7 separate regions of the Homo sapiens genome follow, and regions 1, 2, 3, 4, 5 and 7 are each linked to region 6. Evidence: chromatin loops called from intact Hi-C (ENCODE). Cell type or tissue: OCI-LY7. All regions are shown on one strand. Region 1 holds the start of TRX-CAT1-8 (tRNA-iMet (anticodon CAT) 1-8). Region 2 overlaps FOXK2 (forkhead box K2). Region 3 holds the start of CYBC1 (cytochrome b-245 chaperone 1). Region 4 overlaps OGFOD3 (2-oxoglutarate and iron dependent oxygenase domain containing 3). Region 5 overlaps TBCD (tubulin folding cofactor D). Region 6 has its middle 7.1 kb from the start of TEX19. Region 7 holds the start of LOC124904096 (a long non-coding RNA gene).

Evidence for each region. A loop is a pair of places that touch in the nucleus more often than their neighbours do. Peaks named below come from ENCODE experiments on the same cell type or tissue, not always from the same donor. Only the 100,000 strongest peaks of a DNase experiment are listed, where the experiment ranks them.
Region 1: a loop joins it to region 6, with 7 times the contacts of the local background. A loop is called at or near these places in 29 of 110 quality-filtered maps.
Region 2: it touches region 6 in a loop (10-fold over the local background); 79 of 110 quality-filtered maps call a loop at or near these places.
Region 3: a loop joins it to region 6, with 5 times the contacts of the local background. A loop is called at or near these places in 2 of 110 quality-filtered maps.
Region 4: a loop joins it to region 6, with 4 times the contacts of the local background. A loop is called at or near these places in 98 of 110 quality-filtered maps.
Region 5: a loop joins it to region 6, with 5 times the contacts of the local background. A loop is called at or near these places in 66 of 110 quality-filtered maps.
Region 7: a loop joins it to region 6, with 5 times the contacts of the local background. A loop is called at or near these places in 2 of 110 quality-filtered maps.

Annotation. Positions count from the first base shown.
Region 1 is chr17:82,493,215-82,497,214 of GRCh38, reverse strand. It overlaps TRX-CAT1-8 (tRNA-iMet (anticodon CAT) 1-8), which reads left to right and starts at 2,423; the gene lies at 2,423-2,494. RefSeq lists silencers at 2,280-2,539, 2,315-2,652. In OCI-LY7, a CTCF peak has its summit at 2,315 (motif pointing right); DNase peaks (open chromatin) are centred at 2,424, 2,904 and 3,374; H3K4me3 peaks cover 1,883 bases; H3K27ac peaks cover 3,093 bases.
Region 2 is chr17:82,550,462-82,554,461 of GRCh38, reverse strand. All of the region lies in intron 1 of FOXK2 (forkhead box K2), which reads right to left. Among named protein-coding and RNA genes, the nearest start is that of FOXK2, 33 kb to the right of the region's middle. RefSeq lists silencers at 946-1,117, 2,295-2,589 and an enhancer at 1,584-2,208. In OCI-LY7, a CTCF peak has its summit at 2,437 (motif pointing right); DNase peaks (open chromatin) are centred at 1,061 and 2,461; H3K4me3 peaks cover 1,552 bases; H3K27ac peaks cover 2,322 bases.
Region 3 is chr17:82,446,966-82,450,965 of GRCh38, reverse strand. CYBC1 (cytochrome b-245 chaperone 1) reads left to right here and starts at 214. Exons shown (of 7, transcript NM_001033046.4): 1 at 214-266; 2 at 1,674-1,796; 3 at 3,345-3,386. The coding sequence starts at 1,712. RefSeq lists silencers at 154-513, 1,824-1,873 and an enhancer at 1,144-1,403. In OCI-LY7, CTCF peaks have their summits at 1,556 and 1,755; DNase peaks (open chromatin) are centred at 125, 1,375 and 2,855; H3K4me3 peaks cover 3,030 bases; H3K27ac peaks cover 3,261 bases.
Region 4 is chr17:82,401,331-82,405,330 of GRCh38, reverse strand. OGFOD3 (2-oxoglutarate and iron dependent oxygenase domain containing 3) reads left to right here. Exons shown (of 9, transcript NM_024648.3): 6 at 1-7; 7 at 1,241-1,394. Among named protein-coding and RNA genes, the nearest start is that of HEXD, 15 kb to the left of the region's middle. In OCI-LY7, no CTCF peak of the experiment used is centred here; a DNase peak (open chromatin) is centred at 2,360; H3K27ac peaks cover 1,773 bases.
Region 5 is chr17:82,765,555-82,769,554 of GRCh38, reverse strand. It overlaps TBCD (tubulin folding cofactor D), which reads right to left. Exons shown (of 39, transcript NM_005993.5): 4 at 3,187-3,288; 5 at 989-1,135. Among named protein-coding and RNA genes, the nearest start is that of TBCD, 15 kb to the right of the region's middle. In OCI-LY7, a CTCF peak has its summit at 2,186 (motif pointing right); a DNase peak (open chromatin) is centred at 2,234.
Region 6 is chr17:82,350,140-82,354,139 of GRCh38, reverse strand. No RefSeq gene overlaps it. Among named protein-coding and RNA genes, the nearest start is that of TEX19, 7.1 kb to the left of the region's middle. RefSeq lists enhancers at 1,319-2,195, 2,626-2,845, 3,524-3,643 and a silencer at 2,576-2,754. In OCI-LY7, CTCF peaks have their summits at 1,938, 2,151 (motif pointing left), 3,516 and 3,715 (motif pointing right); DNase peaks (open chromatin) are centred at 2,139, 2,789, 3,339, 3,689 and 1 weaker place; H3K4me3 peaks cover 1,896 bases; H3K27ac peaks cover 2,801 bases.
Region 7 is chr17:82,870,104-82,874,103 of GRCh38, reverse strand. TBCD (tubulin folding cofactor D) reads right to left here. Exons shown (of 39, transcript NM_005993.5): 14 at 3,724-3,880. It overlaps LOC124904096 (a long non-coding RNA gene), which reads left to right and starts at 1,478. Exons shown (of 2, transcript XR_007065971.1): 1 at 1,478-4,000. RefSeq lists a silencer at 2,287-2,446 and enhancers at 2,567-2,616, 2,054-3,251. In OCI-LY7, CTCF peaks have their summits at 2,223 and 2,423; DNase peaks (open chromatin) are centred at 983, 1,426 and 2,763; H3K4me3 peaks cover 3,285 bases; H3K27ac peaks cover 3,451 bases.

The sequences.
Region 1 (4,000 bases), 140 kb before region 6:
GAGCGGGGCCCTCGCCTCCGCCTTCAGAGGCGCCAGCTCCGTCCGCAAACCCGGGGGGAAGCGGGTGGGGACCTGAGGCGGCGCCTGCGATGCCGCAGCTTCGTAGTCGGGCTTCCGCGCCGGGGATCTGCACGAGCAAACGCTTCCGGCGCGCGCGGCTGGCGCTGGCCCGACTGACGCTCGGGCATCCCGGGTAGAAGCCGTGGGCGCATCTGCCAGGAGCGTGGGAAAGATGCTGGTGCCGACCTCCCCCTCTAAGGCTGTGTGGAGGAGGACGCCCGATGCCCCTCTTTTGGGCCAGCTGCCTCCGGAGGGCGAGCGGCTGAGAGGAAAATCGGTTTCCCACCTGCACGGGCCCATCACCTGTTGCTGCCATCGTGGGCTGGCGGGCGTCGTGCAGGGGCAGCGACAGTGGGTTCCTGCAGGGACGCAGATACGACCAGGTCCAGCCTCAGGGTCTTTTCCGGCCTGGCCCCTGCGCCTTCCACAGAAGGATGAGTGAGGCCACCTGTCACCAGGTGCGGGCTGCCCCACCCCACTAGTATTGCGATGTGTGGTTGGTCGCTAAAATATTTTAGCAGGAGCCCTTGCCCGGGCAGGCTTGACGAAGAAAGAAGCCTGGGCGTGCCCTCCTTCCGTGTTCTCATGACCATTTTGGTCCGAGGCCATAAAACAAGCATCACTAAGGTGGCTGGAGAGTCTGGCCGTCATGTTTAGATTGCTTCGTACACCCAGAAGAGTAGGGACCATCTCTTCTCAACTTCTGGGCCTGTTGCAAGAAGTCCATCCACATACCTCATCAGCAAGCCTTTGACACCAACCCTCCAATCTGGTTTTGAGCCTAGCAGCTTGGCCAAGCCCTGGGACAGTTCTGAGCTGCTCAGAAGGTTCCCTCTGTCTTCTCCCAGTCGACACCTTTTCACCTCTGTGCCTGTACCTGTGTGCTTGGGTCTGTAAGACTCACACAACACCCATTAGACTGCGGAGGTGAAGGTTTGCAGTACAGGCCTGTGGGTGCAGCACAGGGAGCCTCACCCCATCGGCAGCCCCCAGTCTGGAGGTTCTGGGCCCAGGGCTGCACCCTGTGCCCTGCCAGGTGCCAGCAACATCACGGAGCTCCCTGGCTGCAGGCTCTGCCTCAGCCTCCCCTCCCTCCCGTGCTCTTGGCAACGTGTCCATACATGTAGGGCCACACCTACTTCCTGTAGTGCTTTGGGATGTGTCCTCTAGGCCCACCTCCGCCTTTCTTACCTGAGGCCGCCTGGAAGGCAGAGGGCAAGACAGCTAAGCGGCTGCAGCCAATGGGAGGCACGGGCAAGGAGATTGGAGGGTGGAGGAGAGAGAGGCTTGGGTATTCCCCAGCTCTTTCTCTGCCTGGCCTAGGGTCGATGGCTCCTCTCAGGGGAGCCATGCCTCCTGTTTGGTGGCCCATCCCATTAGCTCCAGCTCTCACAGGGTCCAGGCTCCTGGGAAGGATGCACCCTGCCCTGAGGGCTCAGGCCTCGGTGCTGACCGTGGCTTGTGTCGAGATGCTCCTCACAGACAGTTCATTAGACTAGCTGCAGCTATCTCCTTTGAGTGTCCCGGCTCATACTTTCAGTTGGATCCCAGGAGTTTCAGTCTTTTTTTTGTTTTGTTTTTTGAGACTGGGGTCTGGCTCTGTCACCCAGGCTGGAGCGCAGTGGCATGATCTTTGCTCTCTGCTTCCTGGGCTCAAGCGATCCTCCCACCTCAGCCTCCTGAGTAGCTGGGACTACAGGCGTTGGCTGCCAACCCCTGGCTATTTTTTTTTTTATTTTTATTTTTTGTAGAGGCCGGGGGGGGGGGGTCTCCCTGTGTTGCCCAGGCTGGTCTCAAACTCCTGAGCCTCAGCCTCCCAGAGTGCTGGGATTACAGCGTAAGCCACCATGCCCAGCCAACTTTTTTTTTTTTTTTTTGAGACAGAGTTTCACTCTTGTTGCCCAGGCTGGAGTGCAGTGGTGCGATCTCGGCTCACCGCAACCTCCACTTCCTGGGTTCAAGCAATTCTGCCTCAGCCTCCCGAGTAGCTGGGATTACAGGCATGCGCCACCACGCCCGGCTAATTTTGTATTTTTAGTAGAGACAGGGTTTCTCCATGTTGGTCAGGCTGGTCTCGAACTCCCGACCTCATGTGATCTGCCTGCCTTGGCCTCCCGAAGTGCTGTGATTACAGGCGTGAGCCACTGTGCCCGGCCTCCAGCCAATGTTTTAACAGCAGAAAAGGACATGAATTCAGAGAGTTTTATCTACAAGAAGTTGAGAGAGGAGGAGTAGGCTTATAATTGAGCATGTGCCTTGCCCAGCCAGTCCTCTGTTGGCCCCTCTTGGCCAGTAGGGGTCGCCGCCTGCAGGGAGATGACTCCTGTGGTCATGATCTGACTCAGGCTCCCCCCTTATAGCCAGCAGAGTGGCGCAGCGGAAGCGTGCTGGGCCCATAACCCAGAGGTCGATGGATCGAAACCATCCTCTGCTATAGACTCCCTTTTCTTTCCTGACTGGGCAGCCTGTGGCCCATAATTCTTCTCCAGGCCCCAATAACGTCCCTGTTTGTGTCAAGGCACGGAGGACAGGCAACAGCAGCAATCTGAGTTCAAATCTTGATGTGAGCATACCTTGCCTCATAGCTTTGTCCCAGAAATTGTGGCAGTTGTGGGCTCATTGCCCTCTGCATTCCCTGGCTTGGGCAAAATGCCTCCCTGGGAGCAAGGGAGGGGTTTTGCACTCCTCAGTCCTCTTCTCTGTGTGTCCACCTGGCCCGGGACCCCCCATCAGTACCTGCTCCTGGCTTAGAGAACAGGGTCTGGCACAGGACATGCATCCTTTGTCTGCAGCATTTTCGAGGCTTTGAAACCTCCCTGGCCACACTTAGGTCTGCTCCTCCACGTGGCCGAAGGTGCCTGCAGAGGCTGGCATTCTTCTCCCTGTCTGGCTGCCAGGGAGCCTCCTGCCATCAACCGACTCACTAGAGACCCCTCCAGGTAAGGAACCCAGCAAGTGTTTTCCTGACAAAAGGGTCTGGCTGGATCCCCATCCTCTCTTCCCTTCCTCTCCTGAGGGAGTGGGCTTAGGGGTTCCTGCCTTTTCTTTCCCTCTTAACGTTTCTCTCTCTCTCTCTCTCTCTCTCTCTCTCTCTCTAGTTTTCGCTAGAAGATCAAGGCCAGGTGCAGTGGCTCACACCTGTAACCCCAGCACTTTGGGAGGCTGAGGCAGGTGGATCGCTTGAGGTCGGGAGTTGGAGACCAGCCTGGGCAACATGGTGAAACCCCGTCTCTACAAAAATATACAAAAATATTAGCTGGGTGTGGTGGCTGGCGCCTGTAGTCCCAGCTACTCGGAGTGTGAGAGATCTCTTGGGCCTGGTAGGTCGAAGCTGCAGTGAGCTGAGATTGCACCACTGCACTCCAGCCTGGGTGACAGAACGAGAACCTGTCTCAAAAAAAAAAAAAAAAAAAAAAGGGCTGGAGTGTCACGGCCCTCTGGGTTGGCATTCTCGCTCCACTGACATCATCAGAAGCTGGAGGTGAGAACCTCCCTCCAACAGGAGAGAAATGCAGCCGCAGTACTCACTCCCTGTACATCCCAGCACCAGGTCCTGGCATCCCACGTGGACACACAGTGCCCATGATGATGCACTGACATCCCAAAATGCCAGTGCTGCCGCCTGGCTGTGTCCAGACTGGCTCAGGGACAGAATCTTCAGGTGCCACAGCCCAGGACACCGGGCCTGGAGTGGGGAAGGAGTGCCAGCTGCTACATGGTCTTTCCTTTACAGGGCAAAAACGAGTGGGGAAATAGCAGGACACACGCCCTGATGGTGGCTAAAGCCGAAGACAGAGGAACAGGAGGATTCTGCCAAGATTGATGCGAGACAAAGGCTTAGGGGCAACAGAGAGCAGGCGAAGTGTTACTTAACTTACCAGGACACCTAGCTGGTGCAGAGGCAGACCCAGCACACACCTCAGATGAGGGCCACATTGCT
Region 2 (4,000 bases), 200 kb before region 6:
CTCTCATTCTCCTGTTCTAGTTTCTTGTGGGAATGGAAATTATTACAAATGCAACGTGCAGGCCAATGGTCTGGAGTTTATGAATTAACAGACTCACGAAGAAGCTCTAAGGACTCCAAAGACAGGTTCCTTAGGAACAAAGCCAGACTTTGTTGCAAGACTTCAGTATTAACCAACATCATACAGCCCCACAGAAATGAATCAGATTTAAATAAGTCCCCAACTTTAAGGAGAGTTATATTTAGTGATGTCTCTTTATGCAAAGCAAGTTCAACCAACTAGCCGATTTGTCAAACTATTCCCTACAACCAGTTTCAAAAAAGTACTTGAGGCCACGTCCGGTGGCTCACGCCTGTAATCCCAGCACTTTGGGAGGCCGAGGTGGGCGGATCACAAGCTCAGGAGTTCGAGACCATCCTGGCTAACATGGTGAAACCCCATCTCTACTAAAAATACAAAAATTACCCAGGCGTGGTGGTGGGCGCCTGTAGTCCCAAATACTCGGGAGACTGAGGCAGGAGAATGGCATGAACCTGGGAGGCGGAGACTGCAGTGAGCTGAGATCACGCCACTGCCCTCCAGCCTGGCAACAGAGCAAGACTCCATCTCGGGAAATAAAAAAAAAAGTACTTGAAAGCAGCCCCACAGCCCATCCACCATCTGCGTCACAGCAACGGGACAAACGTCCGTCTGGGACAATCTCCACCACAGGCGCAACTGCTGTGTCCCTGGAGCTTAGCCGATTCTAGTGGTGGTTCATGTCTTAAGGGCTCAGCACACATCCCAAGGTCTAGGGGCCTCTTCGCAGCCACGCCTGTGAATGTGGATCTCATGAACACAGACCCAGAGTCAGACCCCTCCAGAAACATCCAAAGTCCCCGAAAACCATGTTTGTGCTTCTGTGGAGTGACGGCATGGCTGGGAACCTGCATAACAAAAGCCCCTGCCATTCAAGCAGGTCATGTGTCCTTGACATGCAGAGGAGACAAGGCCAGGGCCAACACAGCTCAGGAGCAGCAGGTCTGGTCCCAGGCAGTCCCACTCTGAGAGGCAAGCACAGAAGAGCTGCCTTTGGCCTTGGCACCTGCCTGGGCTGTGGCCTCCAGGATGGCCCTGCTTCCCCCAGACTCCTGACGTCCTTTTCTGCCGTGACACAGATAACTCAGGCGACTCAGAAAAAATGCTCCATGGGTGAGCTCCTTTCTGCCTGTTTAAAAAACAAGTCTGGCTGGGCACGGTGGCTCACGCCTGTAATCCCAGCACTTTGGGAGGCCTTGGCAGGCAGATCACCTGAGCTCAGGAGTTCGAGATCAGCCTGGCCAACATAGTGAAACCCCATCTCTACTAAAAATACAAAAATCAGCCAGGTGTGGTGGCGCGTGACTGTAATCCCAGCTACTCCGGAGGCTGAGGCAGGAGAATCGCTTGAACTCAGGAGGCAGAGGTTGCAATGAGCCGAGATCATGTCACTGCACTGCAGCCTCGGCAACAGAGCAAGACTGTCTCCAAAAATAAAAAAGAAAGAAAATCTAACAAACTCTTTCCAGTCTGTGATTTTACGTAACGGGGTGACCTACAGAGCACCTCTCCGGTTTGGAGCCTTGCAGAGCACGCGGAGACGCTTGAGCAGAGTGGCTGCAGAGGTCACTCTGCACTCCAGAGCCCTGTTTGGGATGCTGCTCTTCAACCACCTCAGCCAAGTGCTCACAGCCAGCATCATTGTCCACGGCACAAAACGACACCAGGGTAACACGGCCATGGTGCCCTGAGAGGACACAACTTCACCTCTAGAGTTCCTGCCAAAGGTAACTAACCTAGATCTAATCAAGAGGAAACATCCAACAAATCCTAACTGAGGGACGTTCGACGAAATCACTAATGCTGTGCTCTTCAAAAATATCAATGTCACAGAAGACAAAGGCTGAGGATGGCCACACATAGAAGAGGATTAAAGCGACAGGAGGGTTCAGTGTGACACAGGGCCTATCAGTGAAGGGCAGGAGCGACGGTGGGTGAAGCCTGGAGAAGGTCGGCCATTAGGACACAGTTGCCATAGCAGTTCTCACCAGGGCAGGCACAGAAGAGGATGCCTGCAGGGAAAGCGTCACCTTTGCAACTGCCCCTCGAATGTTTAAGGAGAGGGAGAGAGACTGAACATGCGGGTTTGGTGAAACACTAACGGAGTGGGAATCTGGGAAAACGGAAGTTCTCTGTACTATTTTTGCAATTTTGCTTTAATTCTGAAGTAATTTCAAAAGAAAAAGAAAAACATTTGTAAGCCTTCAACATGTCCAATGCAAACCTCAACACTAGTCTAGGCCTGTGGCCAGGCTGGGAGCGTGTGCCTTGGTCCACCGCGAGGGGAGTGCGGACATGGAGAGTGTTTGGAAGCCACTTCATTTTTTGAATAATTTTATGGTGCCTCACACCCTGAGGACTCCACAAGGGGGAGCCCAGGGCCCAAGGCTGCCACCACCCAGAGTGCAGCAGGTGCTTCCCCACAGTCCAAGGACCTGCCCCAGAAAGGGGTGTGCAGGAGGTGGAGCACCGTGCCAGGCCCAGGAATGGGCTCCCCTGCCCCTCCTTGGAGGAGGTCTGAGTGGCAAGTGTCATCTTAAAGCACATAAATTACAAATAAACAGCTTGACAGAGCTGAAGACCGTTTAAGACAATGAGAAATACATTAGAAACCCTAAATAGCCCACACTTTGTCATCAGCAATAAACCTCAAGCAGCAACTATCACCTCAGCCTCAAATTTTTATGTTTTTTATTTTTATTTTTTAGATAGACTCGCTCTGTTGCCCAGGCTGGAATGCAGTGGCGTGATCTCAGCTCATTGCAACCTCCATCTCTCAAGTTCAAGTGAGTCTCCTGCCTCAGTTTCCCAAGTAGCTAAGACTACAAGCACATGTCCCCACACCTGGCTAATTTTTTGTAATTTTTTTTAGTACAGACAGGGTTTCACCATGATGGCCAGGCTGGTCTCAAACTCCTGACCTCAGGTGATCCACCCGCCTTGACCTCCCAAAGTGCTGGGATTGCAGGCATGAGCCACCGTGCCTGGCCAGCTTTAACTTCTTATCCTTCAAAACTCATGACATGCCATCATGTTTATTTTTATTTTTTTTTTAATTTTTTTTTTTGAGATGGAGTCTCGCTCTATCGCCCAGGCTGGAGTGCAGAGGTGCAATCTAAGCTCACTGCAAACTCCGCCTCCCAGGTTCACGCCATTCTCCTGCCTCAGCCTCCCGAGTAGCTAGGACTACAGGTGCCCGCCACCACGCCCGGCTAATTTTTTGGATTTTTAGTAGAGACGGGGTTTCACCGTGTTAGCCAGGATGGTCTCAGTCTCCTGAGCTTGTGATCCGCCCGCCTCGGCCTCCCAAAGTGCTGGGATGACAGGCGTGAGCCACCACTTCCGGCCTTTCAGCACAAATCTTCTAACCTAAGCCTCCGAAGCTTAAAACAGGCTTTGACACCTAACGACCCGGCTCAGTACTGGCTTGCAAGTGTCATCTTTCAGTGACGCACGCTTACTGCACGCAGTGCTTCACAGTGACTTAGAAACCACCTAGTTTTGACACAGAACTTTTCCATACAGACAAGGCCGGTTTCAGGCTTGTGTGGCCAGCACAGCTGCACAAAGCCCACCTCAGGGCCGGCGCCGTGGCCCACACCTGTCATCCCAGCACTTTGGGAGGCTGAGGCAGGCGGATCACAAGGTCAGAAGATCGAGACCATCCTGGCTAACATGGTGAAACCCTGTCTCTATTAAAAAATACAACAAAAATTAGCCGGGCGTGGTGGCGGGCGCCTGTAGTCCCAGCTACTCGGGAGGCTGAGGCAGGAGAATGGCGTGAACCCGGGAGGCGGAGCTTGTAGTGAGCCGAGATTGCGCCACTGCACTCCCGCCTGGGGGACAGAGCAAGACTCCATCTCAAAAAAAAAAAAAAAAAAGCCCGCCTCAGAAGGGCCAGGCATGGAGTTTAATGCCTTAC
Region 3 (4,000 bases), 97 kb before region 6:
ACTGGCTTCTTTAGCAGGAACCACCCGCCTCCTCCTGCGGCTCCGCCCGGATCCCGGAAATCCGCTCGGCTCCGCCCCATCCAGGAAATGCTTGCGGCCCCGCCCCAATCCCGTAAGCGCGCGCGGCCCCGCCCCCAATCCCGGAAGCGCGCGCGGCCCCGCCCCCGAAAGTCGGCTCGGCTCCGCTCCAATCCCGGAAGTGCGCGCGGCCCCGCCCCCGCCGGTTCGCGTCTCTCTGCTGCGGCGCGGGGACCGCTGTGCTCTCGGTAGGCGGCTGGGCTGGGTGGGCTCCGCACTTCCTTCCCGCTCCGTGCCGCGCGTCCCGGCACCCTTAGGCCCACTCCGGGAGGGGTCTGCGTCCTGGGCCCGCCTGCCGGCTGTTCCGTGTCCCGCCGTGCCCGTCGCGGGCGGCCTCGCGCCTGTTCCGCTGCAGGTTGGCCCCGGCGGCGGGAGCGCCCCCGATCCGGACAAAGAAACGAGCGCTCGGTGCGACTAGCGGCGCGGGCGGCTTTGCCAGCGCGCGTGTGCTTGTGTCCGCGAGTGTGCGTGTGTGTGTGCATTTGGATGTGGAATGCCGGGTGTTTCGGGAGCAATGAGGCAACTGAGGCCCGGGAGGGAGCCCAGTCATATACCAGCATCTAGGATTGGTTTGTGTGATTTGAACCCACTATTTTTTATTTTTTTGAGACACGGTCTCACTCTGTCACCCAGGCTGGAGTCCAGTGGCACGATTTCTGCTCACTGCAGCCTCCACCTCCCGGCCTCAGGTGATCCTCCCAGCTCAGCCTCCTGAATAACTAGGACCACAGGCGTACACCACCACACCGGGCTGTTTTATGTATTTTCTGTGGAGACGGGGTTTCGCCACGTTGCCCTGGCTGGTCTTGAACTCCGTGACTCAAACAATCCGCACGCCTCGTCCTCCCAAAGTGCTGAGATTACAGGCCTGAGCCACCGCGCCCAGCCTGAACCCCCTACTTAATGTCAGAAATTTGATTTGACTTCACAGGGAAAGCCCTGAGAAACTACCAGAACGGGGTCCCTGGGGCCAGTGTTGGGAGCGTACGGTGAAGTGGCAGGGCTGCTGCGCCCGTGCGGAACTCCGCTGTGGAAGATTAGCCCCTTTGGTGACTCGTCGGTTCTGGCCGCTTTGGGACCCTCTACTGTGCAGTCTGAACTTTCAGCAGGTGGAGGAGGGCAGAGAGAGAGCTGAGATCGTTGGTCCATGCCAGTGCGAGAGCCAGTACGGCCGGAAGCCATGATGGGACTTTCAGTTCCTTTCTTGGTGGAGGCCAGCACAGGGGAGAGGGGGTGCCCACAGATGCTAGAAGCTTAAAGGCTGCTGGGGGCTAGCGGCCTCAGGACATAAGGTTTCCAGACAGGACGGGGCAGGTGGTGATGCAGCTGTAGCTCGTGAGTCTGAGCGGGAAACAGCCCCCGCGCAGTCGGTGTCGCTGTGAACGGAAAAGGGCCTTCCTTACACAGGAAACGGGGTCTCTGGGGGATCCAGTGACGTGCCCAACCACAGAGACCAGGTGAGACTGGCTGATGGTGTCTGGGGCTGCAGGTGACTTAGTTGGGGGACCTGCTCTTGGCCTCCAGACTGGGCCTGATGGCGTGGGCGCCTGCCTGTGTGCAGGCCCAAGGGCTCAGCTGCCTCTGTCTGTTCCCAGACCCCTCCTCCTGTAGAGAGTGGTGCTGCCCTCTCGGGATGTACCTGCAGGTGGAGACCCGCACCAGCTCCCGCCTCCATCTGAAGAGGGCTCCAGGCATCCGGTCCTGGTCCCTGCTGGTTGGTAAGGCTCTCCACGTCCCTCCCCAGAACCCCAGAACCGGAAGCCTGACTTTCAAAAAGGATGAAAATGAAACAAAATATTTTCTCTTTTTTCTATTACCTTGAAATCTAATGGCTATTTTGTTTCTTTGTATCCATTCAAATTCTATCTGGTGTACTTGGTTTTACAGATAATGCATGTCTGTTTTGTCCCCTTTTAATCACTAACACCCAGCGTATTTAATATACTCTATGAGCTTTTCTGAGGTCACCATATTTTCCTTTGTACTTGTTTTGAACCACGTGATGGGTGATCGTGGGTTCCCATGTCTCCTCCTCCCTGGTCCTCAGACCTCTTCGTAGGACTCACAGTCCACTAACCACGTGATGGGTGATCGTGGGTTCCCATGTCTCCTCCTCCCTGGTCCTCAGACCTCTTCGTAGGACTCACAGTCCACTAACCACGTGATGGGTGATCGTGGGTTCCCATGTCTCCTCCTCCCTGGTCCTCAGACCTCTTCGTAGGACTCACAGTCCACTAACCACGTGATGGGTGATCGTGGGTTCCCATGTCTCCTCCTCCCTGGTCCTCAGACCTCTTCGTAGGACTCACAGTCCACTAACCACGTGATGGGTGATCGTGGGTTCCCATGTCTCCTCCTCCCTGGTCCTCAGACCTCTTCGTAGGACTCACAGTCCACTAACCACGTGATGGGTGATCGTGGGTTCCCATGTCTCCTCCTCCCTGGTCCTCAGACCTCTTCGTAGGACTCACAGTCCACTAACCACGTGATGGGTGATCGTGGGTTCCCATGTCTCCTCCTCCCTGGTCCTCAGACCTCTTCGTAGGACTCACAGTCCACTAACCACGTGATGGGTGATCGTGGGTTCCCATGTCTCCTCCTCCCTGGTCCTCAGACCTCTTCGTAGGACTCACAGTCCACTTAGCCTCCCGTCCTCCATCGCTACCCACCAGTAGGGTCCTGTACCCTTGGGGACAGCTGCACTTGTGTTGACGGGACACCGTGTGAGGAGTGGTGCTGGCTGTACCTCAGCAGCTGGGGCCCACCTTTTTTGTGACACGCCACAGCCTCCTGTGTGTTTTGCATGACACGCTGTGTTGTAATTTCTTTGTGCACAGTCTTCAGGCCTCACCACGTGCTACTGGAGTAACACCCGTGTCAGTTATGGAGCCTCACACAGCAGATGTGTCTAGTAAATACTGTGAATAGCGTATACTGTGTTTTGCTTTTGTTTTCTTTAGTAATGAGGTCTCGTTATGTTGCCCAGGCTGGTCTCAAACTCCTGAGCTCAAGCGCTCTTCCTTCCTCGGCCTCCCAGGTAGCTGGGATTACAAGTGTGTGATACTACGCCCAGCTATACTGCATTATTGAACCAGCTTCCTGGCTGTTTCCCCTACTCTGAACCTGGTGGTCTGTAACCCCTGACCACAGCTGTTCCTACAGTGGGAAGGGCCTGCTCATCAGGGGCTGTGGCTCCTGGTCCCGCTGCACCAGGGAGGTGGGGTCTTACCGGGATCAATAGGCAGGCAGTCACTTTCTCTTCATAGGAATCTTGTCGATTGGCCTGGCTGCTGCCTACTACAGCGGAGGTAAAGCACCCCCCGCCCCACCCCCCCATGACTGTCTCAGCTGTTTGGAAAACAGAGAAAAGAAGGAAAAACTGTCATTTGTGACTGTCCATGGGGCGGCCTTTAGGATCGGCACCTCTGCCCCTTGATTGCTGGCGGGCACCGCGCCCTCCATGCGCTGCTGTTCTTCCGCACGCCCATCCTGCCCAGCGCTCAGCCCACATTTCACTTCTTTTTTTTTTTTTTTTGAGACGGAGTCTCGCTCTGTCACCCAGGCTGGAGTGCAGTGGCGGGATCTCGGCTCACTGCAAGCTCCGCCTCCCGGGTTCACGCCATTCTCCTGCCTCAGCCTCCCAAGTAGCTGGGACTACAGGCGCCCGCCACTACGCCCGGCTAATTTTTTGTATTTTTAGTAGAGACGGGGTTTCACCGTTTTAGCCGGGATGGTCTCGATCTCCTGACCTCGTGATCCGCCCGCCTCGGCCTCCCAAAGTGCTGGGATTACAGGCGTGAGCCACTGCGCCCGGCCACATTTCACTTCTTAAGTCTTCTGTGTTTTTGGGTCATCAAATATTCCCGGAGAGATGCTCTTGAGGATCTAAGATCCAGCTGTGGGATGAGGTGTACTTCCCACC
Region 4 (4,000 bases), 51 kb before region 6:
TATACCGGTAAGGAGGAGTGAGGCGGGTGGGGGTTCGCAGGCGGGGTGGCCTGGGGCTGAGGGGTGTGGCAGAGCTGGCCGGTCCGGGGAGGCCCCACGGAGAGGCCCAGGGGCCAGGGCCAGGCCTGCAGAAGTGAGTTCTCATGGAGCAAAGGCCGGGGCAGGCCCAGCGTGGCCAGGATGCGCCCGGGTCGGTGAAACAGATCTGGAATCCTGTGGCTGCATCCTGGTCAGAACCTCTTGTTTTCTGCTGTGTAAAATCAGCCCAGTTTTAAAAATTCTGCCAGATGAGGCTGGGTGCGGTGTCTCATGCCTGTAATCCCAGCACTTTGGGAGGCGAGGCGGGTGGATCACCTGAGGTCAGGAGTTCGAGACCAGCCTAGCCAACATGGTGAAACCCCATCTTTACTAAAAGTACAAAAATTAGTTGGGTGCGGTGGCGGGTGCCTGTAATCCCAGCTACCCCGGAGGCTGAGGCAGGACAATTGCTTAAACCCCGGAGGTGGAGGTTGCAGTGAGCTGAGATTGCACCACTGCACTCCAGCCTGGGTGACAGAACAAGCCTCATCTCAAAAAAAAAAAAAAAAAAGAAAAGAAAAGAAAAAATTCTGCTGGAGGAGCCCAGGTTGAGATGAGGGCAAAGGAGCTAAGAGTCACGCAACCATCCCAGGACACATGAGTGACCCCCCTCGAGCCCCCCACATGGGCCCATGCCCACCCAGACATCCATTTCAGAGCCGCTCTGGCCTGGCACATGGGGTCTTCTGAGCGAGAGTCCCTTTGTCCCCAGTACAGACACCCCATCCACACTTAGCAGGCTCGACACCCACTCCCCTCTCCCCACGTCCACACACCCCGCACACTCACGTTGGGGGACAGCAGCCTCTTCGTTGCTGAATAGGAGGCTGGGCTCCAGGCCCTGCAAGTGAAGCCTGGAGGCTCTGGCATCTGGGGCCTGACTCCACACCAGCCTCCCCAGCGTTGGTCCTGCAGGCCCCCTTCTGCCTCCCCAGTCCTGCTGCTGTGGTCTTGCGCCTGCCTCTGGCTGCTCTGTGCGTGGGCTGTGGGCCGCGTCGTTCCCAGGCGGAGCCGGTATCTGTTCCCGGTGTGCTTGGGAGCCCCCGCCCCGCGGGCCCGGAGCCGTACGAAGGCTGGTTCCTTTCCTGCCACCCACGGGTTGGGACCCACGAGCGTCCCCTCCCGCCTGGGGCTGCGCTGACGGCTATTGTGTCCTCTGCAGGGAGGTGCGGCAGAAGGTCCAGCTCACCATTGCTGAGGCTTTTGGCATCAGCGCATCCTCGCTGCATCTGACCAAGCCCACCTTCTTCTCCCGCATAAACAGCACGGAAGCGCGGACGGCGCACGACGAGTACTGGCATGCGCACGTGGACAAGGTGAGCGCGCCCGTGGGCAGGGTGAGCGTGCCCGTGGACAAGGTGAGCGTGCCCGTGGGCACGGTGAGTGCGCACGTGGGCAGGGTGAGCGCGCTCGTGGACAAGGTGAGCGTGCCCGTGGGCAGGGTGAGTGCGTACGTGGGCAGGGTGAGTACGCACGTGGGCAGGGTGAGCGCGCATGTGGACAGGGTGAGCGCGCATGTGGTCAAGGTGAGGCCTGTTCTCCCGTGGCCTGGGGCTACCTACCACAGGGCTGTCTTTTGCAGCATCCGCCTGCTGTGTGCATGGTGTTAGGATTGATTGGTTGAGACAGAGTCTCGCTCTGTCGCCCAGGATGGAGTGCAGTGGCGCGATTCGGCTCACTGCAACCTCTGCCTCCCGGGTTCAGGCGATTCTCCTGCCTCAGCCTCCCGAGTAGCTGGGACTACAGGCATGCCCCACCAGGCCTCGCTAATTTTTGTATTTTTAGTAGAGACGAGGTTTCACCATGTTGGCCAGGATAGTCTCAAAATCCTGAGCTCAGGCAATCCTCCTTCCTTGGCCCCCCAAAGTGCTGGGATTACAGGTGTGAGCCACCATGCCCGGTGGGTGTAAGCATTTAGATGTCTTCCTCTCTGAGGTTTCAGGGCACACCCTCAATCTCACTGATGGAGTTGGAGAAATAAAATTTCTCATTTGATGGTGACAAGAAGAAGTGGAGAACCCGGCCCACACGGCCTGTGGTTACCCCATTGTTATTTATTAACAGACTGATGCTTAACCTCTTACGGCAGATGGTCTCTGCTCAGCCACTCATGCTCTCTGTGGCCCAGGTCTCTGTGTTGTCTCTGGGAGCCTTCTTTTACCACTTTCTATCTTTCTTTCTTTTATTTCTTTTGAGTTACAGCTTCACTCTGTCACCCAGGCTGGAGTGCAGGTGTGCAGTCATGGCTTACTGCAACTTTGACCTCCCAGGCTCAAGCCATCCTGCTGCCTCAGCCTGGGACTGAGACTATAGCTGGGACCACAGGTGCGTGCCCCGACGCCTGGCTCGTTTTTCTATTTTTGTAGACACAGGGTTTCACTATGCTGCCCAGGCTGGCCTGACCTCCTGGGCTGAAGCAATCCTCCCGCCTCAGCCTCCCAAGGTGCTGGGATTACAGGCGAGAGCCATTACCCATCCCATTTCTTTTCTTTCTTTTTTTTTTTTAAGATGGAGTTTCACTCTTGATGCCCAGGCTGGAGTGCAATGGTGCGATTTCAGCTCACTGCAACCTCCACCTCTTGGGTTCAAGTGATTCTCCTGTCTCAGCCTCCCAAGTAGCTGGGATTACAGGCACATGCCACCACGCTCGGCTAATTTTTGTATTTTTAGTAGAGATGGGGTTTCATTGTATTGGTCAGGCTGCTCTTAAACTCCTGACCTCAGGTGATCTGCCCACCTTGGCCTCCCAAAGTGCTGGGATTACAAGCGTGAGCTACCATGCCCAGCCTTTTCTTTCTTTCTTTCTTTCTTTTTTTTTTTGAGACAGTCTTGTTCTGTTGCCCAGGTTGGAGTGCAGTTGTGTGATCTTGGCTTACTACAACCTCCGCCTCCTGGGTTCAAGCGGTTCTCCTGCCCCAGCCTCCCAAGTAGCTGGGACTACAGGCATGCACCACCACGCCCAGCTAATTTTTGTATTTTTATTAGAGACAGGGTTTCACCATGTTGGCCAGGCAGGCCTCAAACTCCTGACCTCAAGCAATCCACCTGCCTCGGCCTCCCAAAGTGCTGGGATTACAGGTGTGAGCCACCGCACCTGGCCCTTAATAAAAGATTTTAGAAGATAAAAGTAAAGCACGGCTAATACAAAGAATGGTATTATAGCAATTCTTTAAGGGTGATTTTTATGGTGTAGAAGCTGTGAGTTCCCTTCATACAGTCAACCTGGATGGAAGTGGTTGAATGGCACTGTGAGCCCTGGAGCTGAAGCTCAAATAGAAGATTAAAGCCAGAAAGCACATGGCTGGGGAGATTAGGACTCTTGCTGCCCCACCATGCCCGCTGTGACAGAGGAAGGAATGGCAGTTAGATGACCAGCTTTCTGTGCCGTGTGACATTTGTTACTAAATTATTCTTCAAGGGCAGTCTTTGTTTTTTTTTTTTTTTTTTTTGAGATGGAGTCTTGCTCTGCCACCCAGGCTGGAGTGCTGTGGCGCGATCTCAGCTCACTGCAACCTCTGCCTCCCAGGTTCAAGCCATTCTCCTGCCTCAGCCTCCTGAGTAGCTGGGATTACAGGTGCGTGCCACTGCGGCCGGCTAATTTTTGTATTTTTAGTAGAGACGGGGTTTCACCATGTTAGCCAGGCTAGTCTCGAACTCCTGACCTCAGGTGATCCACCTGCCTCTGCCTCCCAAAGTGCACTCTGTGCAGTTTCAGTTGTAATCAGAAGGAGAGAGAGATTGCAGTTATAATCTGCAATCAGCATCTGCCATCTTGGCACTCTGCTACTTGGCATTAAAATGGTAAACCCAGGGCCGGGTGTGGTGGCTCACGCCTGTAATCCCAGCACTTTGGGAGGCTGAAGCGGGTGGATCACGAGGTCACGAGATCGAGACCATCCTGGCTAACACAGTGAAACCCTGT
Region 5 (4,000 bases), 420 kb before region 6:
ATTAATCTATGAGTGTTTGAACGGTGCCAGGCACACAGCAGGCACTCAGTGAATGCTGACCAGGGCTGTCGCAGTCAGCGTGGCAGGAAGACCGAGACAACTGAGATGGCTCAGAGCCTGACAGCCTCCTAGTGCTCGCTTGCGTAGGCTGGACTCGGTGACTTGCTGCTAACCACAGGATCTGGCAGAGGAATGGGACGTCACTTCCATGATCAGGTAACATATTATCATGACTTCCATCTCATTAGCAGAGTTTCTCCCTTGCAGGCTTTGATGGAATAAGTCACTAAGTTGGAGGGGCCCAGGTGGCAAAGAACTGAGGGTGGCCTCAATCCAACGGCCTTGGGGCAAAGCCTGCCCATGTCGAGTTTTAACTGCAGCTGTGGGCAAGCTTGACACAAAGGACCCAGCTCAGCCATGCCAGACTCCCGACCCACAGAAACTACAAGAGGATAAATGTGTGTCAAACACTCAAGTTTGGGGTAATTAGTTATGATCCAATAGATAACTAATACAATAAGCTGTGTTTATATGCATAATATTTACATCAGGAAAAGTTCGGAGAAAATAAACAACTTATCTCTTGGCACTAGAATTTCATAAATTTAAATTTAGTATTTTTCTTGCTTATCTTTATTTTCTAGTTCTCCTACAAATGAGCATCTATTATTTATATAACGTTAAGAACTAAATGTAAAATGGGTCCTTATTCTCTCTCACCATGCCACTAAACCCTTCCTTATCTGCCATGATTACCCTCAACAGAGTATTTGCATCATCTACAAAGAAATGAGATTTGCTAACTCAACCTGACCCCTACATGAATTATCACAATTTCAAAATAAGTTATCCTATGGGATTTTACCCCACTGAAAAAAACAGCAGTTGAATACATATCAGAAGCTTACCGAGTAAACCACTAACATCAAGACAGCATGAACATGAAAGTGAGTACTAATTAGCAGCTAATTATCTGCATGATATTTACCTCTGCTATTTGGAGAATACGGTCCATTATGGACATTCGTGCTTGCCCAGGCTGGGTGAGGAGGTTCCCGTCAAGGCGAGAAAAATCAAAAGGGATCAGGCAGGTCACGGAGAGCCAGAGCAAAAGCATGTAGCGGGTTTCCCAAGCCTAAAAAATTAAACCACGGGAAGAATGAGTCTTGCTTGAAAATCACAGGCCACTGGCCACAATCTACTCAAAGTCACTGCCCTCCATGCCCACCCAATGCCTATGAAAGCCATTCAAATGCCATCACCCTCAGGGCCAGAAATGCAAGCCGTTCACCAACTCCTCGCCACATCCCCCCCGGAATCCCCACCACACACACCTACCGCCGTAACTTAGCTCAGCAGACAAGAGAGACATCAAAATGAACAAAGAAAAATCATAATACATCAGTATAGCAGCTTCTCTTCGCTGGCACCTCTCCACATACAAACTGGCCTTTTGAAAAAGTGAAAAACAGATAAAAAGTAAAAACACCTAAGAATAAAGAAAAAAGGCCAGGTGTGGTGGTTCACACCTGTAATCCCAACACTTTGGGAGGCCGAGACGAGCGGATCACCTGAGGTCAGGAGTTCCTTTTTTTTTTTTTGAGATGGAGTCTCGCTCTGTTGCCCAGGCTGGAGTGCAGTGGCGCAACCTCGCTCACTGCAAGCTCCACCTTCCGGGTTCACGCCATTCTCCTGCCTCAGCCTTCTGAGTAGCTGGGACTACAGGCGTTTGCCACCATGCTAGGCTAATTTTTGTATTTTTTGTAGACACAGGGTTGCACCGTGTTAGCCAGGATGGTCTCGATCTCCTGACCTCGTGATCCGCCCACCTTGGCCTCCCAAACTGCTGGGATTACAGGCACGAGCCACCGTGCCTGGCCGAGGTCAAGAGTCCTAAACCAGCCTGACCAACATGGAGAAACCCTGTTTCTACTAAAAATACAAAATTACCCTGGCGTGATGACACATGCCTGTAATCCCAGCTACTCAGGAGGCTGACACAGGAGAATCGCTTGAACCTGGGAGACAGAGGTTGCAGTGAGCCAAGATTGTGCCATTGCTCTCCAACCTGGGCAAGAAGAGTGAAACTCTGTCTTTTTAAAAAAAAAAGAATAAAGAAAACAATTATCAACTTCTAATAAAAAAGGAGTACCCTTATTTTCAGTAATTAGTAAAAAACATCCCAATTTGTCCCTGCAATCATTCCACTGGGGGGCGCTAGAAGTACTAGGGAAAGAAGGGCACGGAGTGCAGGGCAGCAGGGAAATGCCCCACAGCGCTCATCAGTCACATCCACGCCGAGACAAGCCACCGCACTGCACGGTTATAAACCGTGTGCTCCTCCAAATACATACCACGCAGAAGACAGCGAGCATAGCAGGCCCCGCTGCCGTCTGAGGCAAGGCCCCTGACGAGGCCGGCCCTGGGCTGGTATCCAGGGACCTGGACACCAGCAGGGTTCCCACCAAGCCCTGCCTGATGAGGTCCCTCGCTGGCTCAATCTGCACAAACCGTGTGCTTTACGCTGGCACCTGCTTTCCTGCTGGGGGTCTGGAATTTCGTTTCGTGCCAGGCAGAGGTGTCCATGTGGCCAGACCCCAGTGAAAGCTCTGGGCACCAAGTCTCAAACGTGCTTCTCTGATAGACACCTCACAGGTGTGGTCACATCTCACTGCTGGGGGAATGACACAGGCCCTGTGGGACCCAACTGGAGGACCCCGGGAGCTCCCGCCTGGTTCTCCCCAGACCCCACCCATGTGCCTTTTCCCTTTGCTGATTTTGCTGTGTATTATTTTGCCATAACAAGTGACAGCCAAAAGGAGGACTCTATGCTGAGTGCTGTGAGTCCCGCTCAGGAAGTATCAAACCTGGGGGTGGTCTTGGGAACCCAACACAGTTATACTTACACAGTTAAAAAAACATAGAAACAATGACGGATTTATTGTTAAACTACACCTAGGCATAATTTTTTTTATAAAGGGGCTATTTTAAACGAAAATAATTTAAAGCAACTTGTACAAGAAGTAAAGGAAAAGTGAAAAGAAAAGAAAGAAAAGAGGAGTGACACAAAACAAAGGGAGATAAAATGAAAGAAACAGGAAGGGGAAGGTGCAGCAGGGTGGGGCAAGCAGGGAGGAAGGACAGGCACGGAGGGCTGGAGACGAGGGGGGAGGCAGAGACACTCACTTCATGGTCCTTGGGATTCTGAATTGTGACCAAATCTAAAACAGGCTCTACATCGGCAACTTCATGAGGAAATAAACGAAGAAATGTTTTATAGCCTCGAACCTATCAAATAAAGAGATGCTGAATTATAACATTTAAAAATACAGAGAGCAGCAAAATTGCCTTTCTACCCTTTCATCAAAAATCACCAGCTACGCGACCCACTGATCAAAGAGAATTCTGTGACATTACAGTGACACAATTTAGTAAGACCGTAGTCACCCCAAGAAAGCTACCCATGGCCAAGAGCGATGGCTCACACCCGTAATCCCAGCACTTTGGGAGGCCGAGGCAAAAGAATAGCTTGAGACCAAGAGTTGGAGACTAGCCTGGGCAACATAAAAAATTAAAAATTAGACAGGATGGTGGCACATGCCTGTAGTCTGAGAGGATGAGGCAGGAGGGAGAATCATTTGAGACCAAGAGTTCGAGGCTGCAGTGAGCTGACTGCATCACTGCACTCTAGCCTGAGTGACAGAGCAAGACCCCATCTCTCAAAAAAAAAGATTTCCTTCCTAAATTGGTAGTGTTATTCATTACCATATTTACGGAATCAGTCATTAAATATGTTCATTTATATGACTGTCCTCTGACATTTATGAGGAATAAGTGCCTACAAACCGCAAGGGCCCAAATTCATTAACACTTCCCTGAAGCTCAGTGATACCACGCCTTCCGGAGAAATCCTAACCTCAAACAGAGGAGCTACAGAGGCCTGCGTGTCCTTGGCAGCTCACCCGCAGTGTCCTCTCGCTGGCCAAGGACTTTCCCGCCA
Region 6 (4,000 bases):
CAGGAGATTTCTTCATCCACAGTGGCAAGGGTGGGGGCTGCCCTAAGATGTCAGCAAAGACCACCATTGGGGAAGGTCTTGGACATGACTCTGAGTGGTCCCATGGGGAAAGGGGACTGGTGTCTCCTGGAGGGAGATGCTGGAAGAAGGCCAGAGAGGAAGGATGGCCAGAAGTCCCCATTTCCATAGCCCAAACCTGTGGAAACACTGCCCCTGGGCAGCTCTGTGCCCCTGGCGACCTCCTGGTATGATGCAGCTTAGAAAGAAGCTGCCTGTCTCTCCATTGCCAGCCTTTTCTGGAAGTCTGGGTGCCTTCAGGTTTGGGGATACTGAAACATCCTCCCAATATCCCAGGGCTCCTGGCCTTTGAACACCCGCGAGGGGCGGGGCAGCCACACACTTGGGGGTCACGTTCCCTGGGACTCTCCCCTCTTGGCTTCCCCCCATCACCCAGGGCCAGGGAGGCCGGGGCAGGTGCAGACCCAATCCTGGCAGTTGGCAGCGGTTTCCAGGCGCCTGCGTGACCCTGTCTGTAGCCTACAGGAGCAGGTGCTGCCTGTGATGGGGGCCCTGGGCTCCAGCAGATGTAGGAAGGTATGAGAGTGCAGCCACCCTCCTACACCCTCTCTCCCTAAGGCCTCCATAGTAGATTTAGGGTTCATGCTACTGGGTGAGATGGAGTTGAGGGAGGGCCCGCAGTTCTAAAGATCTGGGTCACACTTGGGCTATAGGGCCCTGTTAGCCATGAACTCCTTCATCAAATAAACCAAATGTGGAAGACGCATACCTGGGGCCCTGGTGCTTGATTTTGTTTTCTGCTCTCATCTCTCATCACCCTACAAAATGCATCTCCATAAAAAGACATTAAACAGCCCCGCACGGTGGCTCACGTCTGTAATCCCAGCACTTTGGGAGGCCAAGGCAGGTGGCTCACCGGAGGTCAGGAGTTCGAGACCAGCCTGGCCAACATGGTGAAACCCCGTCTCTACTAAAAATACAAAAATTAGCTGGGCATGGTGATGGGAGCCTGTAATCCCAGCTACACGGGAGGCTGAGGCAGAAGAATTGCTTGAACCCGGGAGGTAGAGGTTGCAGTGAGCCGAGATTGCGCCACTGCACTCCAGCCTGGGCAACAGAGTGAGACTCTGTCTCCAAAAAAAAAAAAAAAAAAAAAAGACATTAAATGAGACTAAGAAAAAAATGGCAAGTATTAAACATTTTGGGTAAATCAGAGCCATGTCATGCTGGCCTCACCCTCAGCCACCAGCTGCCTGCCCCCGCAGAGCCAAGCTCATTGCTGTCTGTCATCTGAGTGAGGGCACTGTGCATGATGAATAACACCTTTTTTTTGTTAAAAACAGCTTGAAATATTTACTTCAGTTTAATCTGTTCATTTTTAAATCAGAGCAAAACCAAAGTTGTGCAGAATGAGCTGGGAGATTAGGGGGCCTCAATCCTACTCCACAGGGACCCTGTCCACATGTGGCTCAATCCTGCTCCATAAAGACCCTAGCCACAGGCCGTGGCCCAACCCACATGGCCTGGACACACAGAACAACCCTCAAATCAACCCAGAAGCTCCAGATACTGGGCGTGCCCCCCACAGCCCTCGGCAACACCATAAACCCCACTTGGGGACACAATGGGGGCCACCGCCAGGCACACAAATGGCCCCAAAGGAGCATGGCCTCCCCCTCCTCTGCCCACTGGTCTGGATCCTACCTCCTAGGGGTGGGCACCAGGGGTTCTGTCCAAGGAAAGGGGCTCTGCCCATGACAACTGGGAGGTGGTGTCGTGTCCACCCTGCCATGCACAGCGCCCACACACAGGAAGCGGCGTGGCTGCAACAGCCCCTGGGTGTGAGGCCTCCCATACCCCTGGTGTGCTCGCTGAGATCTGAGACTGGAGAAGCAGGCACTGGAAGCAGGACTTGGCGAACCCACACGCCTCCTGGCAGGGAGGGAAGATTATGGAAACTGGGGGCTTCCGGGTGCACCTGTGCCACCCCCACATGGCTTGGGGCAGGCGCCTGGCATCCCTGGGCACCTGTGGGTGCGGCAGAGCAGCCCGGAGGCAGCAGGATCAATTTCTAGGCTCTGGATTTGGGCGCCAACTTGCTGTGTGCCAATAGCACCCCCTGGTGGTCACTTCAGTCTGCACGGACGCTCGTGCTTTTGTACCATCAAATCAGCCAAGCCCGCAAAGGGGCCCTGCCATTGGCCTGGTCTCTGGACTGGTTGCTGGGAAGAACTGAGAACCATGGCTGGCCCTTTAGCAATTCCTGAGGCCTCCCGACCCTCCTCCTCCAATCGGCTCTGCCTCCATCTTCTGATCTGTGGAGTTGGGATGTTGCACACGGCATCCCGACGGCAACCCGCGTCCTCCTTCAGCTGAGAGTCTGCCGGGTGGGCTGAGGCCGGGCCAGGGGCTATACCTGGGCCACCCCAGCAAGCTCCCTCCCTCGGTCCAGCTCCACGGCCGGCCCCAGCCCTGGAGGCCTATTGCGAGTGCATGTTTGTGTGTGAGAGCATGCCCTCACGAGTGTGCAGGGGTGTGTGGGGTGCGGTGTATACATGCACAGGTGTGTTCGTGTGTATGCAGGAGTGGGCGGGTGCACAGACGTGCACCTGTGGGCAGGAGTGACCTCAGAGACTCCTTCCCGCAGATGCCTCGGTCGCAGGGCCCCAGCCCGGCGTGGTTGGTGACCTCAGAGACTCCTTCCAGCAGACGCCTCGGCCGCGGGGTCCCAGCCCGGCGTGGTTGCTGCTCTACACACATCTGCTGGATTGAAGTAAACAGGAAGAGTCAGTTAATAATAGAAGGACTTGGGGTGTGAAGCAGCTGGCCCCAAAGGCAGGAGCTACAAAGCGAGAGGACCTAGAAGCAGATGCTGACTGAGGTCAGGTTTGGGGTAGATAACAGGGGGCAGGTCATTCATGTTCTCTGCTTGCCTGTGTTTTCCACAGCTTCTAAAATGAACTTGAGTTACCTGGAAATAAGAAGCTCAACAATTGTAACATTCTCGGGCTGCCAGCAACTCCATGTCTGAAGCCCAGCCTGGATCGAGCCCTGGAGAAGCCTCGAGGGTGGGCCGAGGTGGTGGCCCGTCCAGCCCTCCTGGACAGGCCCAGTGGCTGGGACAGAGGCCTCCGAGGTGCCGGGTGTGCCGGCCCCACGATGGTGCACCTGCCGCCACCCCGGTGAGATGGGCATCACCCAGGGAGGCGCAGAGAAGCCGGCAGCGCAGCCAGGACTGACACGTAATCCCGACACCTGGGCCATCGGCAAGAACTGTCAGCCTACTTGACCTCTTTTTGTGACAAATCAGATCCTCCCCCAAGAACAGACCAGTGTCTGTCAGCATCAACCCCCACAGACACCTCTGCTGGTGTGGCAGGTGACATTGCCACAGTGGGGCCCTGAGTCAGGCGGCAAGTCTCTGTAACAAACAGCTCCAGGAGCAGTCATGCTAGTGGGGGGCTCAGCCTGTGCAGGCCCTGGGACCTGGGTAAAGTCGAGGTGCAGCATCAGAGTCCGGGGCCCCTGCACCCCAGGCCAAAGGTTGCCCTCATCCCACAGAGCCTTCCGTTGCAGCTGGTTCAGGCCCCGGGGCCAGCCGGGCATCTCGCCCTGAAAACCACAGGCTCCGTGCAGAGGGGAACCCGAGAGAGGCCTGCAGATGCCACACATGATGCTGGTGTCACATTGAAATAGTTTCGGCAGGGGGCGGTGGCGCACGCCTGGAATCCCAGCACTTATGGAGGCCAAGGCAGGCGGATCACCTGAGGCCAGGAGTTCAAGACCAGCCTGGCCAACATGGTGAAACCCCATCTCTACTAAAAATATAAAAATCAGCTGGGCGTGGTGGTGCACGCCTGTAATCCCAGCTACTCTGGAGGCTGAGGCAGGAAAATAGCTTGAGCATGGGAGGCAGAGGTTGCAGTGAGCTGAGATCACACCACTGCACTCCAGCCTGGGTGAAGAGTGAGACTCTGTCTCA
Region 7 (4,000 bases), 520 kb before region 6:
ATGGGCTCAACCCCACACCCAGCTGGGCAGACCACGACCATGCCCGTGCCGGTCCACACGTGGCAGCTGCTCCAAAAGAGGAGCCCCAGTCAGGACCCTCACGGGGCCAACAGGAGGCTGTGCAGGGGCGGCTCAAGGGGCTTCAAAGTGAGAAAGATGACCCTGGAGCAAGAGGGTCCCCTGTGGAAACTGCACAAAAGAACAGGAGTCCAGCCCTGAAGGTTCATGCCTGAGAATGTGCGAACAGATCACTGAGTGGCCCCAGCCTCTGTGAATCAGGCCTAAGAATAAGCGAGCAGGCCACCGAGCGGCGCCAACCTCCATGAAGCACGGGGCCCGCCTGCACCAGGACCTACCGACCGGCCGGCCCCCAGCCCTCCACACCCAGACCAAGGCCAGGCTCCCCGCGCATCGGCAGGTTTTTATAGGTATTTTACTCTGGAACGATGACATCTAACGTTGCCAAAGGCAGAAGTTATGTATCTGCCTGTCCAGGACCTTAGGTAAGAACTTTCTTGCTCGTGACTTTTCTCTCCGGCCCCAGCTGAGCTGCCAGCCCCGTCCAGTAGCGGGGACTTGATTTGTTCGGACAGTTGCACCTGCATTTCTCCAAAGTCGGCACCTGATCTGGAGACTCTCATTACAGTCACCCTCCAGTGGGATCAGCTTTCCCCCAAAACAGAGAACCCATGAGTGATGGCCCATACACGACCCTGGGTTCCGTGCCCACCTAGACACCCTCCCAGGTGAGTGGAGGTTTCGTCTCACCCCCATGTCCTGTGCCAGCCCTCAACCCTGGCCCGACTCCTCCTGTGACACTGGACCAGGGAGTCCTCCCCAGGATGAAGGGCAGGCCCAGGTTTCAGTGATGTTGACAGCTCTTAGACAAAATATGAGGCTGAAAAGGAAATCCGTGAGGATTTTCACCATGAAAGGGGAACCACCATCTGAGGGGCCAGATGCAGCTGCAGCCGTCACACGTCTGCATTCAGGGTCTTTCCACGGCCTCACAGCAGGTGGTGAGGAGCTTCTCAGCCACGAGGCAGCGCTGAGCCCCGGGCCAGGGCCTGGGAGCTGCTGCCCAGACGGGCCTGGCTCAGAAGCCGTCGGCCACGAGGTGCCGGGCCTGGCTCAGAAGCCGTCGGCCACGAGGTGCCGGGCCTGGCTCAGAAGCCGTCGGCCACGAGGTGCCGGGCCTGGCTCAGAAGCCGTCGGCCACCAGGTGATGGGCCTGGCTCAGAAGCCTTCGGCCACCAGGTGATGGGCCTGGCTGGGAAGCCGTCAGCACAAGGTGCTGGACAGGTGTCTTCAGTGCTGTCCTGACTTCCTCAGTGAAACCAGAATGACGGTGGCCCCTGCCCACCTCTCAGGGTTGCTAAGGAAACTGAATGAGATATCAACGTAAGGAAGTTTTCTCGTTCTGTGACTATTCCTATCAACAATAAGAAAGATACATTTTTTTGCTTTCACTTCCTAGTTACAGGATCAACTTCCTAGAAGTGCAGGAGCAGCACAAGGAAGTAACAGGAAGAGCCTTTCCTGAGGCTGATCACACACAAGAGCTCCCGCACACAGACAGCAGCGCTGCAGGCTGGCACAGGCACGCGGCAGGGCCTCAGGAGCTCGGCAGGGGCCTAAAGCCGGACCTCTCCGTCTTCTCTGCTCCACTCTGCAAGGCACTGCTCCCTGAAGACCACCAGCAGCCAAGCCCCTGCCCAGCAGCGCTGCCAGAGTGGCCACTGGGGAGAGCAGCAGACAGAGGCCACAGCCGCTCTCAGCCACCCCAGACCTCCCTGGCCTCAGGTAAGCCACACTCTCCATAACACGTTGGCCAGCACCAGCACCCTCCAGCCGCGCTGTTCTCCTCCGAAGAGGAGCAGGACAAGAGGGACGTGCGTGTTCACAGCTGCCTCGGGAAACACACGGTCTCCCTGGATAGGAGGAGGACCCTCGGCTCCTCTCAGGCTTCGCTCTGATGCAAGAATCTAGACTATGAGACGCTGGCCACGTGCTGCACACCCAGGGAAGTAACCGGGTTGAGGTCCCTCTCCGGACGCTACTGAGTATTTGGTAAGATGGAACAGCAGTGGGCAGGAACAAGAGAAAAGCGCCTGTCACCGAGACCCTTCGGAGCCTACACCAGCGTGTGCCTCACAACGAGCTGCTTACCAGCGTGTGCCTCACAACGAGCTGCTTGTCGGACACAGGCAGTGGCGCTTACACCCGGGTGCGTGAGGGAACCCAGGAGCCACAGTGGAGGCGCACCCAGGACGTCCAAAAGACGAAGCCCCACGAGATCAAAGCCAAGCGGGCCCCAGGCCAACGCTGGCCCCGCCACATGCCGGGGAGGCCCTGCTGGTGCTCGCGGGGCGTGCGGGGCAGAGGGGACCCAGCACAGTAGCCTGAGCCTGCCACCAGGGGCATCTGCCACCGGCGCCCCGCCCCGCCCAGACCAAAAGGAGCAGTGCACTTCCAGGTGGAAGCTTCAGACGCTGCATCCCATGACCCCTTCAGGCGTCTTGTAGTGAGCAGGGGACGCTCGGCTCCTGAACAGCTGCAGGAGGAGCTTCTAAGACTTGGGCATAATTCTGAAGTCAGTTTCCCTAGTTCATTTTCCTAGTAAAAGTTGTCAGGTGAAGTGCGGGTGTGAAACCTTGTGATGATTCAGCCGTGGGCTCACACACCCATGACGGACAGTGACACTGAGTCGCCTTCCTCGGTGTCCCGCCTCCAGCTCCTTCATGCACAACAAGAAAGGAAGCACCTGCCTTCTTCAGCACAAAAGAACTCATTTCAGTCCAAAAGCAGTGTACAAAACCAGCGCACACGGTTGAATTGAATTGAATCGTTTCCTGCGCTGGGGACACATGTTTTGCATGTTTCCTAAGCAAAAAGTATCAGATCCTGAAAGTCCCTGGCACAGGACACCACTACGGGGCTCAGCTGGGTGCGCGCACTGGACACCGAGGCAGGAGCCCCGCCCGCCACAGGCCGCACAGCTTCTGGGGTTCTGGTGATCCCATGAAACCTGCTGGCTTCAGTTTTCTCATCAGGAAGCCAGAGGGAAAAAGTGTCTCCCTACCTCCCAGAGGTTCTGAAGTGTTCACTTACATCTCAGAGGAGCTGACATCAGGCATGCCAGCGAAGGCTATTGCTACTGAACATTCTCTCAAGTGCTGGTCCACAAAAACACAAAATCCAGCTCCTCAACAAAAACAAACACCATCTGAAGACTGCCATGTCCAACATGCCTGCTGTATTCCAGAGGAACTTGAAAGGAGATAGAGACAGAATTCGCCTCTCGCCAAGACCCACGACCGCAGGGAGCACGCACAGGCGATTCCCGTGCCCCACTTGCTTCCTCCCACGCCACCCAGCGTGCCGATCACCTGCGCCCAAGAATCTGCTGCCTGCAGGGTGACCAAGACCTCCGGAATGTTCCTCCACACACTTCTGCTCTGGTTGTCGATCACCTGCGCCCAAGAATCCACTGCCTGCAGGGTGGCCAAGACCTCCAGAATGTTCCTCCACACACTTCTGCTCTGGTTGCTCACCCACAGAAAAGGAGCTTGACCTCCAAGCGGTGGCTTTGTCACAGATCCTCTGGCCAAGTAATTTCACCTTTTCACGAGCATCTGCTGTGCACACCTCTCATGGAGGAAACGACACACGGCGCCGTCAGGGGGCACGGCGCATCCGATGTACCTCGACGAATGGGCCTACCTCGAGATTGCAGTCACAAAGGGCTTCAGCTCCTGAGGCTCATAGGCACGCGCGAAGGCCCAGCACACGTAGCAGGCGGCGTCCCTGACGTTGGTGCCCACGCTGCAGGCACCCCGCTTCTCGTCGTAGGTCAGCGCCTTCAGGATCACGGCGACAACTGGGCAAGGACAAGAGAAAAGACGGTGAGGAGCAGACCACACGGGCAACACGTGAGGCTTCAGAGAAGTGGGGCTCAGGGCCGGAGCGCGGTCACGGTGCCAGATGAGTGAGGCACGCA